Linked DNA regions of Homo sapiens: region 1 is linked to region 2. Evidence: chromatin contacts called from ENCODE Hi-C or POLR2A ChIA-PET data. All regions are on one chromosome and are shown on one strand. Each heading gives the region's core, a stretch centred on a gene start or an enhancer-like site at or near the end of the contact. The rest is flanking DNA. Distances are from core to core; before and after follow the strand shown.

The links. Hi-C counts contacts between places; a loop is a spot of excess contacts on that map. ChIA-PET counts read pairs that join two places held with the same protein, here RNA polymerase II (POLR2A). Pooled maps may share reads with other maps.
Region 1: a map of CD8-positive, alpha-beta T cell shows a loop between it and region 2 (12-fold over the local background). The contact joins the promoter of RTN4 here to the promoter of ACYP2 in region 2. A Hi-C loop is called at or near these places in 5 of 168 maps with a recorded cell type or tissue (B cell, CD4-positive, alpha-beta memory T cell, CD8-positive, alpha-beta T cell and 1 more), 7 of 37 single-sample maps with no recorded cell type and 25 of 50 pooled maps. POLR2A ChIA-PET finds 5 or more read pairs at or near these places in 3 of 52 experiments (PC-3, activated T-cell and naive thymus-derived CD8-positive, alpha-beta T cell).

What each region holds. Positions count from the first base shown.
Region 1 is chr2:55,047,691-55,053,289 of GRCh38, forward strand. RTN4 (reticulon 4) reads right to left here and starts at 2,761. Exons shown (of 9, transcript NM_020532.5): 1 at 2,055-2,761. The coding sequence starts at 2,610. RefSeq lists enhancers at 1,767-2,579, 2,542-2,591 and silencers at 2,082-2,201, 2,342-2,401.
Region 2 is chr2:54,114,057-54,119,550 of GRCh38, forward strand. ACYP2 (acylphosphatase 2) reads left to right here and starts at 1,559. Exons shown (of 4, transcript NM_138448.4): 1 at 1,559-1,700. The coding sequence starts at 1,643. RefSeq lists silencers at 1,388-1,457, 1,948-2,007.

The DNA.
Region 1 (5,599 bases), core at 1,511-4,010, 930 kb after region 2:
ATAAAGGTCCTACTGCTAGTGGGACACTTTCTGTCCCCGAAGTAGCAAGTACTTATGAATGTATCTAATATTATGCATTCTCAATCTCTAACAAACGTGATTTTTTTCGCTTCCAAAATAATTTCCCAAGATGAAAACGGCAATAAAACAACGTGACTAATAATAACATACAATCAGGAACTTAGGTGAATGAAAGAACTTGAAAACTATTTTACAGACCATACATAGTCATGCCTCGCTGAACAGGGGGAACAGGATCTGAGAAATGTATTGTTAGGCAATTCTGTCGTTGTGCAAACCTCACAGTATACTTACAGAAACCTAGATGGTAGAGCCTACTACATACCTATATGTAGGCTATATGGTATAATCAATTGCTCCTAGGCTACTAACCTATACAGGATGTTACTGTAGGCAACTGTAACACAATGGTATTTGTGTAGTGTTTATCTAAACATACCTAAAATAACACTGTACAAAGGATTAAAAGATGGCACACGTGTGCAGGGCACTGGCCATGAACAGAGCTTGCCAGCCTGGAAGCTGCTGTGGACGTGAGTAGTGAGTGAATGTGAAGGCCTAGGACATTACCATGTACTACTGTACAACTTACAGACACTCTACGGTTAGGCTACACTAAATTTATCTTTAGATATATTTTTTCAATAATAAATCAACCTTAGCTTACTGTATCTTTTCTATTTTATAAACTTTTTGGCTCTTTTGTAATAACGTTTAACTTAAAACACAAACACATTTTAAAGCTATAGAAAAGAAATTTTATATTCTTATTCTATAAGCTTTTTTCTATTTTTTTTTTAACTTTTGTTAAAAACTAAGATACAAACGCATTACCCTAGGCCTACACAGGGTCAAGATCAAGACGTCGCTAGGCGGCAGGAATTTTTCAGCTCCATTACAACCTTATGGAGCCACCGTTGCAAATGCGGTCTGTCCTTGACCTAAACGTCGTTATGAGGCACGTGACCGTATTTTGATTCTGTAACCTAAAACATATCCTTCTGAAAAACAGTATTTCTAACCAATATATATGAAAATGTCTGTCTCAAAACATTTCTCTGTGTCTCATGGTAAATCTGCCACGAGTTCAATTAGCCAATTCCTGGCAAGGAATCCACAGGTTTTCCCTTCTTTAGGAATGTCAACCATTTTGCCTTTTATTTTTTTCTGTAAGATTCAATTATGATGCACTAAGAGGCTGGGCCAAGTCCACACTAACAGCAATTCCTCCGACCCTGCAGCTGAAACCCCGGCAGAACTACGCCCCCTCGAACACAATGCCTAGATCCCCTTTCCCTGGCTCGGTTTAGCTGGTGGGGAGCAGTCCACATCACACCCCGGGGAGCTGGGCGGTGGCAGGACTTTACCAGAACTCTCTCCTTCCCATTTCTCCACGCACCACACCACTGGAGGCGCTCTCCCTTCACTGCGGTTGGGTCAATGTGGACGTTTTCCACTCGGCCAGCTCCCCACGAGCACAGGAGGAGGGGGAGGGGAAGCGCAAAGGGGCCACCCACGCCAGCCAGGAGGTGAGGAGGGAGCCCGGGGCAGAATGCAGGCCAACAGACCCGCAGCAAAACTGCACCTTTTCCAAAGGAGCAACCCAGACGGGTAGACAAAAGCACCTCCTAAAAATATCTGGGTGCCAAGGCCTTTCCTTCCTCACCTCGAAGCCCAACCAACCCGATAAATCCACAACCCTGGCTCTCGGGTATATACCCGGCTCCTACTACGGGTGGGTGCCTAACTTCCGAGAATCCGTACGCTGGGCATCACACAGGGTGAAAGTGGGAGCCGGGAGCGGTGCACGTGTTCCCCGAAACCAAGACGGACAATAAGAACAAACCCGGGCTCCAAGGGCCGCCCCACCCTTCTCCCCGCGCTTCCAACCAGACGGGGCGCCATCGCCCCGAAGTCCGCAGACAAAGCGCCCTCGGGGCGGAGAGGAGGGACCAGCCCAAAGCATCTGGGGCTGCACACAAAAGAGGGAGGGGCGCGAGGGGCGGCGCGAAGCGAGAGGTCGCGGCACTCACCCACTGAGCCCGAGGAGCCCCTGCGCTTGGGCGCGGCCGGGGTGGAGGGGGGCGCGGCGGGAGCCGGGGCTGGCGGGGTCCACACGGGCTCTGCCTGGGGGCTCACGCTGGCCGGGGGAGGAGGGGGAGGCCGGGCCGGAGGCTCGTCGTCCTCAGGGAGCTTGGAGGGCGAGACTGCGGCAGCAGACAGCGGGGATGGCGCGGGCACGGTCGACGACACCGGGCTCGGGTCCCAAGACGGCTGCCGCTCCGGGGCGACGGGGGGAGCGGCCGGCAGGGGTCCCCGGGGCGCCGGCGGCACGAAGTCATTTCCGAAGTCCATCAGGGGCGCGCCGGCGGCAGGGGCGGTGGGCACTGGGGCCGCGGACAGCCCGGCGGCGGGCTTCCTCTCCAGCACCTCCAGCTCCTCCAGGTCTTCGTCCTCGTCCTCCTCTTCCTCCTCCTCTTCTTCCTCCTCGTCCTCGGGCTCCCTCACGAACTGGTACTTGAACGCGGGCTGCGGCCGGGGTGGGCTGTCCGAGGACGAGACCAGAGGAGACTGGTCCAGGTCTTCCATGGCTGGAGGGTGGAGATGATGCTGCAGCTGCTGCCGCCGCCGCCGGGGCCGCGTCTCAGAGCCGCGGGCGGTTGTGGGGGTTGGGGAGGACTGAGAGGGGCTGGGCCGACTGAGCCGAGGGACCTACTGTGGTGACGGCTCCCGGAACAATGAGACTGCTCCTCCTGCCTCCGCGCCGGTGATGCGCCACCCGCCCTGTCCCCACTTGCCGCCGCCGCCCAGATGAGCTAGGAGTGAGGCCAGCGGACTCTCCGCCCAGTTTGGCGTGACTCACCCTCCCCAGGGGAGGGCAGGGACTGGCGCGGGAGGGAGAGAGCCAATCGGCTACAGGATCGAGAAGATAGGCGACCAGCCGGGCCAACAGAAAGGGAAGGAGATGAAAGTGGGTGGGGACTACGGCACTTCCTCTCTCTTACCGGCTGGGATTGCGTTCAATGGGCGGGGCTGAGAGCTGGGAGCTCCACCCCCACTTTGGGTAACCGTGAGTTGGGGTGGGGTCTTGGCCTTGCCCGCAGCTGGCGTCCGTATGTCGTTAGAGCACTGGGAAAGGGGGCGGGCTGCTGGCTGGGAGGGGTCGGCGCGGTTTCTGGCGCGCCACCGGAAGGGCGTTATCCTGGGGGAACTGAGAGTGGAAACTTTCCTCCCGGGAAAGGAAGAAACCCGACTGGAGAAAGGTATTAGCGGGACTGGGAAGTGGGCCCTAAGGATTTTTAAAGATTTTTGAAATAAAAGATTATTTGTTCACTCAAAGTTCCAAACTACATCACTACTACTACCACCCTAAAATAAGAAAAAAATTGTTTTTTGACAGTTAGGCTCACTCAGTCTAAACCGCAGCCCCCGAAATTGGGAGGAAAACAGCTGTGCTGAATTAACTAGGGATCTGGGGCCGACCATTTGAAAGTCTGCTCTTCTTCCAAAGAGAGTTTGGGGCCTTGCCTGCTGGACTCTTACATGGTAAGAGAGTGAGTCACCCAAAGAGAGAGGCAGCGGGGAGACAGGAAAGTGGAAATACAAAGATGCCTTGGAAAGCTAATTTGGTTCACGTTACATTTCAGTCACCTTAGGTTCATGAGTCAACATTTCGGATGATTCAGGCTTTCTGGGAGTCAGGAAGCCCCATAGTCATTGGTTTGATATGCAGGAATAAGCATGATCCCCATTCCACTTTTTATGAGGCTGGAGAGTTTAAAGAGAGTAGTTGCAGAACATCTTTGTAAGAATCAGGATCCTTTTATCTTTCTGATTTACCTTTCAAAAATATTCACTGCATGCCTACTCTGGAGGCCCTGGAGAGAAGAGGATAACCTGCTTTCAAGTTGCTCAAAGTCTAAATCTGTGCTGTACCTGACAGGTACTGGCTACTTGTGGCTACTGATTGAACACTCGGAATGTATGTAGCTAGGCTGAAATTAGATGTGCTGTAAGTGTAAAATGCGCACTGGATTTCAAGAATTAGTACCTCCGAAATGTAAAATATCTCAGCTTTCCTGTTGACTGAATGTTGAAATTGATATTTTGGATATATTGGGATAAGTATAATATTATTAAATTAATTTTACTTGTTCCTTTTAAAGCAGCTTCTAGAGTTTTTTAAATACATAATGGCTCACATTATATTTCTTTTGGACAGTGCTAGTCTAGATTAATAATTAAGAAAGTTTGATTGCCATGGGGAATCACTGGCAAATTCTTAGCTCCAACTAATTTATATTACTGTGGCTTAATTTGGGTATTAAAAAAGAAAAGTAAGAGTTGGAGGGAGGGATAAATAGGTGGAACACAGAAGATTTTGGGGGCAGTGAAACTGTTCTGTATTATCCTGTAATGGTGGATACATAACATTATGCATTTGACAAAACCCACAGGACTATACAACAGAAAGAGTGAACCCTAATGTAGACTATTGACTTTAGTTAATGATATATCAATATCAGTTCATCAGTTGTAACAAATGTACCACCTCAATGCGTTATGTTAATAATAATAGAGGAAACTGTGGTTAGGGGGCAGGAGTGAGAGTGTATGGGAACTCTGTACTTCCTGTTCAACTTTTCTGTAAACCTAAAACTGCTCTAAGAAATAAAGTTTATGAACCTTTAAAAAAGGAAAAGAATAAAGATTTCCTGGCAATGTTACTTGATTGGGTTAATTATCAACAATATATTCAAGACCTATCACATTAATTCCACGGAGAACTGGCTTTATTTGTGCAAAACGTTTGTGACTTGCTTTGAGTTTGGTGTTATTTTTTGGAGGGGTTGGGAAGAGTAGGAAGAGAGATGTATTGATGTAGAATTTTGGGGCGGGAAGTTAATGCCAAATGAATTTAAACAAAACAAATTTCTACAATGGTGACTACAAGAGACATATTTGAAGTCTTTGTCAAATATTTATCAAAAATTATAAAAAATTTGCCTGATTTTCAACCAATTGCATAAACATACAAAAATATACTAACAGTATTTTATGATACGACCTTTTCTATTGTCACAGTTTAGCTATCAGCAGTCTTCCCCGCATGCTTTTCCCACTATGACTGTTCTGAAATTCCTTAATGATAAGTTTCACAGGGCCTTTATGTATGTCTAATATAAACAGGACTTACGTTATTTGCAAGTTGTTTATATGATATTTCTGCATTCATATATCCCTGTACCTACTACTACTAAAATAGTCTCAAAGGAGTATCTTTAATCAAAGTTTCACAAAAGAATAATTATAAATAGTAGATTTACAATTTTAATAGGAAATAGCAGTTAATATTGATGCAATAATATAAGCACTATCTGGTGCAGAATAAAAATAAATTTTATTAATCTCAGTGACTTCTAAAAAAATAAGTATTTGATAGATAGATGAGTAAAGAGTTTGCCCAGCTTTCATAGAATGATCAACAAAGCAAAAAGAAAGGAGGCTGTTGCTGCTCTACCACAATTAAAAGTAAAGCTAGTTATACATTGTTGTAACTAGATGTAAATATCACTAT
Region 2 (5,494 bases), core at 309-2,808:
TAACCAAGTTTTGGATGATTTTTGGTGTTCTCTAATAGAATTGGCACAGTATATTGAATCAGATTGCAGTGGATTATTTTAACTGTGTGGCCAGATGCAGAGAAATATGCCAAGGTATTGAGGCCAACAAATAGAGAAATGCAAATTCTCACAAGTAAACAGATTTGGAATTCTAGAAGGTGGCAGATTATCAATAGCTGTATCCAGATCCTTTGGAGTGGTGGATGGTTTTATATTAAAACTTGGTAATAGCTCACCAGGAAATAAAATTCAGCCTTAACCTTCTAGGCAATTGGGATGTTGCTGAGAATAATCAAGACAATCAAAAAAAAAAAAAAAAAAAAAGGTCGGGTGTGGTGGCTCACACCTGTAATCCCAGCACTTTGGGAGGCCGAGGCAGGTGGATCACCTGAGGTCAGGAGTTTGAGACTAGCCTGGACAACATGGTGAAACCCCGTCTCCACTAAAAATACAAAAATTAGCTGGGTGAGGTGGCGCATGCCTGTAATCCCAGCTACTTGGAAGGCTGAGGCAGGACAATTTCTTGAACCTGGGAGGTGGAGGCTGCTGTGAGCTGAGATTGCACTACTGCACTCCAGTCTGGGAGACAAGAGCGAAACTCCGTCTCAAAACAACAGCAACAAACCCACACCAAAAAAACTGTATGAACAGCAGACAAGATGACTACAGTGTTTTTCTTTTGTCTGTTTCCACTAGCATAAAAGACTTCATATTTTTAAAAAGTTTCTTATCCCAGAAAATATCACAATCCGTTTAGAATACGAGTTCAGGCTCAATTCCTTCCTGACTGTACAGAAGAGCTCAAGATGTTGCAGACCTTATCTTAAAAGCTGGCTTGGTAGTCACCTAAACATTTCATAAATAATTTACTAACTCTCAAAACACTAAACACGCAGGCCCTTGATTTCAAAAGCCAATCTTGCTGGGATGGAGTGGGGTGGGGGACCTGGGATGGGGGATGAAAGGGGTTGGAAATGGGGAGATATTGGTCAAAGGGTACAAAGTTTCAGTTAGTGTGAATAATAAGTTCTGAAGATCTGTTGTCTAACATGGTGACTGCGATAAATGTATTGTGTCCTTAAAAATTGATGAGAGTAGATCTTAAATGTTCTCTTCATTAAAAAATGGTGCAATGGATACGTTAATTTCATTGATGTAATCATTTCACAATGCATACATATGTCAAAACATCACCTTGTACACCACAAATATACCCAACTTTTATTTGTCAATTACACTTTAATAAAGCTGGGGGAAGCCACTCTTTTTTTGGGCACAGCATCCGGCTTTTATTTACTAACTTTGAGAACAGAGTACCTTGATCAATTAAATGGTAGGGAGCGCTGTGGAGACAGCATCCTCCCCAGTCCGGGAAGAGAGGCCTAGGATGCCTGGGGCCCAGCGGCCTCTTCCCTCCTGGCGTCCCCGGCTGCCCTCGCTCCCAGGCCCCGCAGTCTCATTTGCCGCTTCCGACGCGTGACCCCGGCGCGCTAGCGTCCGGGACCGGTGACAGGCGCGGGGTGCGCCAAGCAGTCCCATGTGTCCCCTCCCTCTCGCAGCCGCCGCAGTCGCTGCGCCCCGAGCCCCTCTCCGGCTCCTCAACAGAGGGCTCGCCGCCGCCATGTCTACCGCCCAGTCACTCAAATCCGTGGACTACGAGGTGTTCGGAAGAGTGCAGGGTAGGAGGCCCCTCTACGGTGGGAGATCAAAAAGGTTATGGGAGGAAGGGGAGAAAGCTGTGAGAAGCGCCTCCCACCTAAAGTATGCCTTTTCCCGTTGTGGCTGGGACTTCCGCTCCGCCATGACACAGCAGCGGCGGCGGGGAGGGAGGCGAAACGCGCATGCGCCCGAGGACTTGGACGGGCGGAAGTACGGGAATGGGGAGGGAAGTGGGGGAGCGGGAGAGGAGGGGTCAGGGGACTGCTGAGGACCAGAAGTGGGCGGCTGCTGGGTGCGGGAGTAAGCGGCACGGGGGAATGTTGAAGTTGGGTAGGAAAAGAAGAGGGTCTTTTAACTAGTGGTCTCGTTGCTTGCCACTGAAGCTACCTGGGCTTGACTTGAGTTTTAGGAAGGACACTTAGATGGTTTAAGGTTAATTTTTCAGAGGTCAAACCTTTTTTTAGACCTCTTTGTAGCTCTTAAAAGAATGAAATTGTTATCTAATTTTTGTTTCATCCTAAGTTTAAGTAGTTGCCAAGTTTGTAATGTCTGGCTTGTTGAAAATATTGATATTTATAAATGAAAATATTAAGTCACTCTGAGATTTATGCAATGGAATATAAATAGGGTAGTGATTTAACATCCACCATCTTCATTTAAAATAAAACTCTTCAACAATGGGAAATTTTACTCATTTCTTTTCCTCTTTGAATTTGATTTTCATTTCACTTTTCCCACCGAATTACCCCATTGTTTTGCTTGAGGGTTTTTTTTTTTTTTTTGCTCACCCTATCATACTTTTCTGCAATATGTATATGTACATATATGCACATGTATGAATAAGTGTAATGCTTTTTCTTAATTTCCTTTGACAATAAGGCTCTCTTAGAAACAAATGCTGGTTCTTTGGTGCCAAAAAGAAGAACTAGCGCTCAAAGAATTTTCTCAGCAAGGCAATTTTACCTCTATAGAAGGGTGCGACTCGCGGATGAAGCAATGGCAACGGCACACCTGAACAGGGGAGGGGAAGGGGTTCTTATTCCTGATGCAGGTAGCCTCTACTGCTGTGTCTTTCCCCTACTGGCTAGGGTTGGACCGCACAGTCTAAGCTAATTCCGACTGGCTATTTTAAAGAGCAGGCGTACGAGCTCAAGTGGCGGGGTGAATAATTTGGCAGGAAGGGTGGTTACAGAACAGGTGACTCAGGATGATTCAGGTCAGAGCAGGTGACCAGGGGTGACTCAGGATGGAGCAGGTGACCAGAGGAATAGAGGTGAACTACTGATTAGAACTGGTGGAAAAGGTTGTTTACTGAAACTAGAGGCGAGGAGAACGAGGAAGCTAGACTTTAGAGCGCAAAGAACCGAGCATACTGACATACTGATTCTTTGAAGAGAAATTTAGAACTCATTGTATTCAACAGCTCCAAGTATTAAATTTTTTGTCTGGATGGAGTTATTATTGAAATTATTATTAGAACACTAGATGAAAATATAAAAAGTATGATAAACATTATTAAAATTTAAAGGTAAATTTGTGTTAGAAGTTTATTTTTTTAATTTTATTTTTTTAAGAGATGGAGTCTTGCTCTGTCACCCAGACTGGAGCAAGTGCAATGGCACAATCATAGCTCACTGCAGCCTGGAACTCCTGGGCTCAAGTGATCTTCTGCCTCAGCCTTCTAAGCAGCTGGGACTACAGGCTCATGCCACCATGCATGACTAATTTTTAAAATTTTTTTGTAGAGAAAGGGTCTCTGTTGCCCAGGCAAGTCTCGAAATCCTGGCTTCAAGGGATCCTCCTGCACTTCGCCTCCCAAAGTGATGGGATTACAGGCGTGAGCCACTGCACTCAGCCAGAAATTTATTAATGAGAAGACTGGGGGTGTTTATGGAACCTCGGTTGGTGGAAGAGTTGAATTATCCTTGTATTTGGTACTCTAGAGGTTTTTACACTTTGGTGCAGTGTACCAGGGTAAGATTAAGAATGGGTAAAAGTGTGCCTTTTGTAAAGAGATCTTTTTTTAATTTAATTTTATTTTTATTTCCTATAGGTCTTTGGAGAACAGGTGGTGTTTGATTACATGAATAAGTTCATTACTGGTGATTTCTGAGATTTTGGTGCATCCATCACCCAAGCAGTTTACACTGTACCCAATGTGTAGCCTTTTGTCCCTCACCCCGTCCTACCCTTTCCCCCCTGACTCCCCAGAATCCATTGTATCATTCTTTTATGCCTTTGCATCCTTATAGCTTAGCTCCCACTTAGAAGTGAGAACATAGAATGTTTAGTTTTCCATTCATGAGTTACTTCACTTAGGATAACAGGAGACCTTTCTTTCAAAGGATGATTGTGCAAAGGGAGGTAGGAAAGGAGTCTCAGGTCAGTTTTAGGAAGGAATATATGTGGAAGTTGAAGATCTGGAAATTGATTCCCTGAACATTATGCATGGATCTGTACTCTTTAGAAAGTCTTTGAGTGAACCCAGCGGTATGTTATCCTGCTTTGAAAACTGCCACAATAAGTCACCAAAACACGTAATGTAAAATACGAAAGTGGTGGCAAAGATCACCTGACAGAATGGTCCACTAGAGACAAATGGCAGTAGTGAAGGAGTCTGTGTGTGTGTGTGAATGTGTGACATTTATTATGGGTGTTCTTTGTGCTGAGCATTTCACTGTTGTTTACTTAATCATCACAATTTTGTGAGATGCATGTCTTATTCCTGTTTTAACAAGGACAAAACAGGTGCACAGAGATTCAGTAACTTGGACAAGCCCTTAGTTGACAAATGGGATTTGATTCTACATCTCTCTGACTTTAAAAGTTGTGCTTTCCCATTATAAGATGTTATCTGCTATTACATTATATATTTCTATTAACTATACAATTCCACTTTTGTGCACATAGTGGTAACACGGTATATAATCAATTTGGACCAGCAGTAAAAATATGGAAAAGAGAAACGTACTATACATAAATAGTGGGGTTTAAAAAGTCAACTTTAGGGCAATAATTCCTATAGTTTGCAGTATGCTAAATGGAAGAGAGTACATGCCCACTATTGATCAAGGCATAGTATGTAGTACAAACTCACCATCACATATTTACATACATCTACATTGACATTCCCTGACAATTTAGAATGTGCCAAGCTCTGTACTCAACATTTTACATATATTGTCTCATTTAATCCTCATCCCTGTAACTGCAATGGTTTTTCTCATTTAACAGATGGAGACATTGAGGCGTGGGGAAGTAACTTCTTTCCCAGTTATACACAAGTTAAGAAGTGGGATTTGAATCTTAGTAGTCTTTTTTTTTTTTTTTTTTTTTTTTTTTTTTTTAACAGGGTCTCATTATGTCACCCGGGCAAGATCATAGCTCACTGCAGCCTTGAGCTCCTGGGCTCATATGATCTTCCTGCCTCAGCCTCCTCTTGAGTAGTTGGGACTACAGGCATGAGTCACCATGCCCAGCTAACTTTTTAATTTTTCCTTGGTAGAGAGGGAGTCTCACTATGTTGACTAGGCTGGTTTTGAACTCCTGGCCTCAAGCAAGCCTCCCACCTCGGCCTCACAAAGTTCTGGCCTTATAAGCATGAGCCACTAGCCTGGGCAACAGAGTGAGACTGTCTCTAAAGAAACAATAAAATAAATAAAGTATGGAATAATAAAATTTTAGTGAAAACTGTCTTGTTAGAAATAATGGCTATGAAAGTAAATTCGCAATGGAAGAACCTATAATTGGGAACATTTATTATGGACAAAATACGGATTGATAAAGTCATCATTAAAATATTTGAGTGGAAACT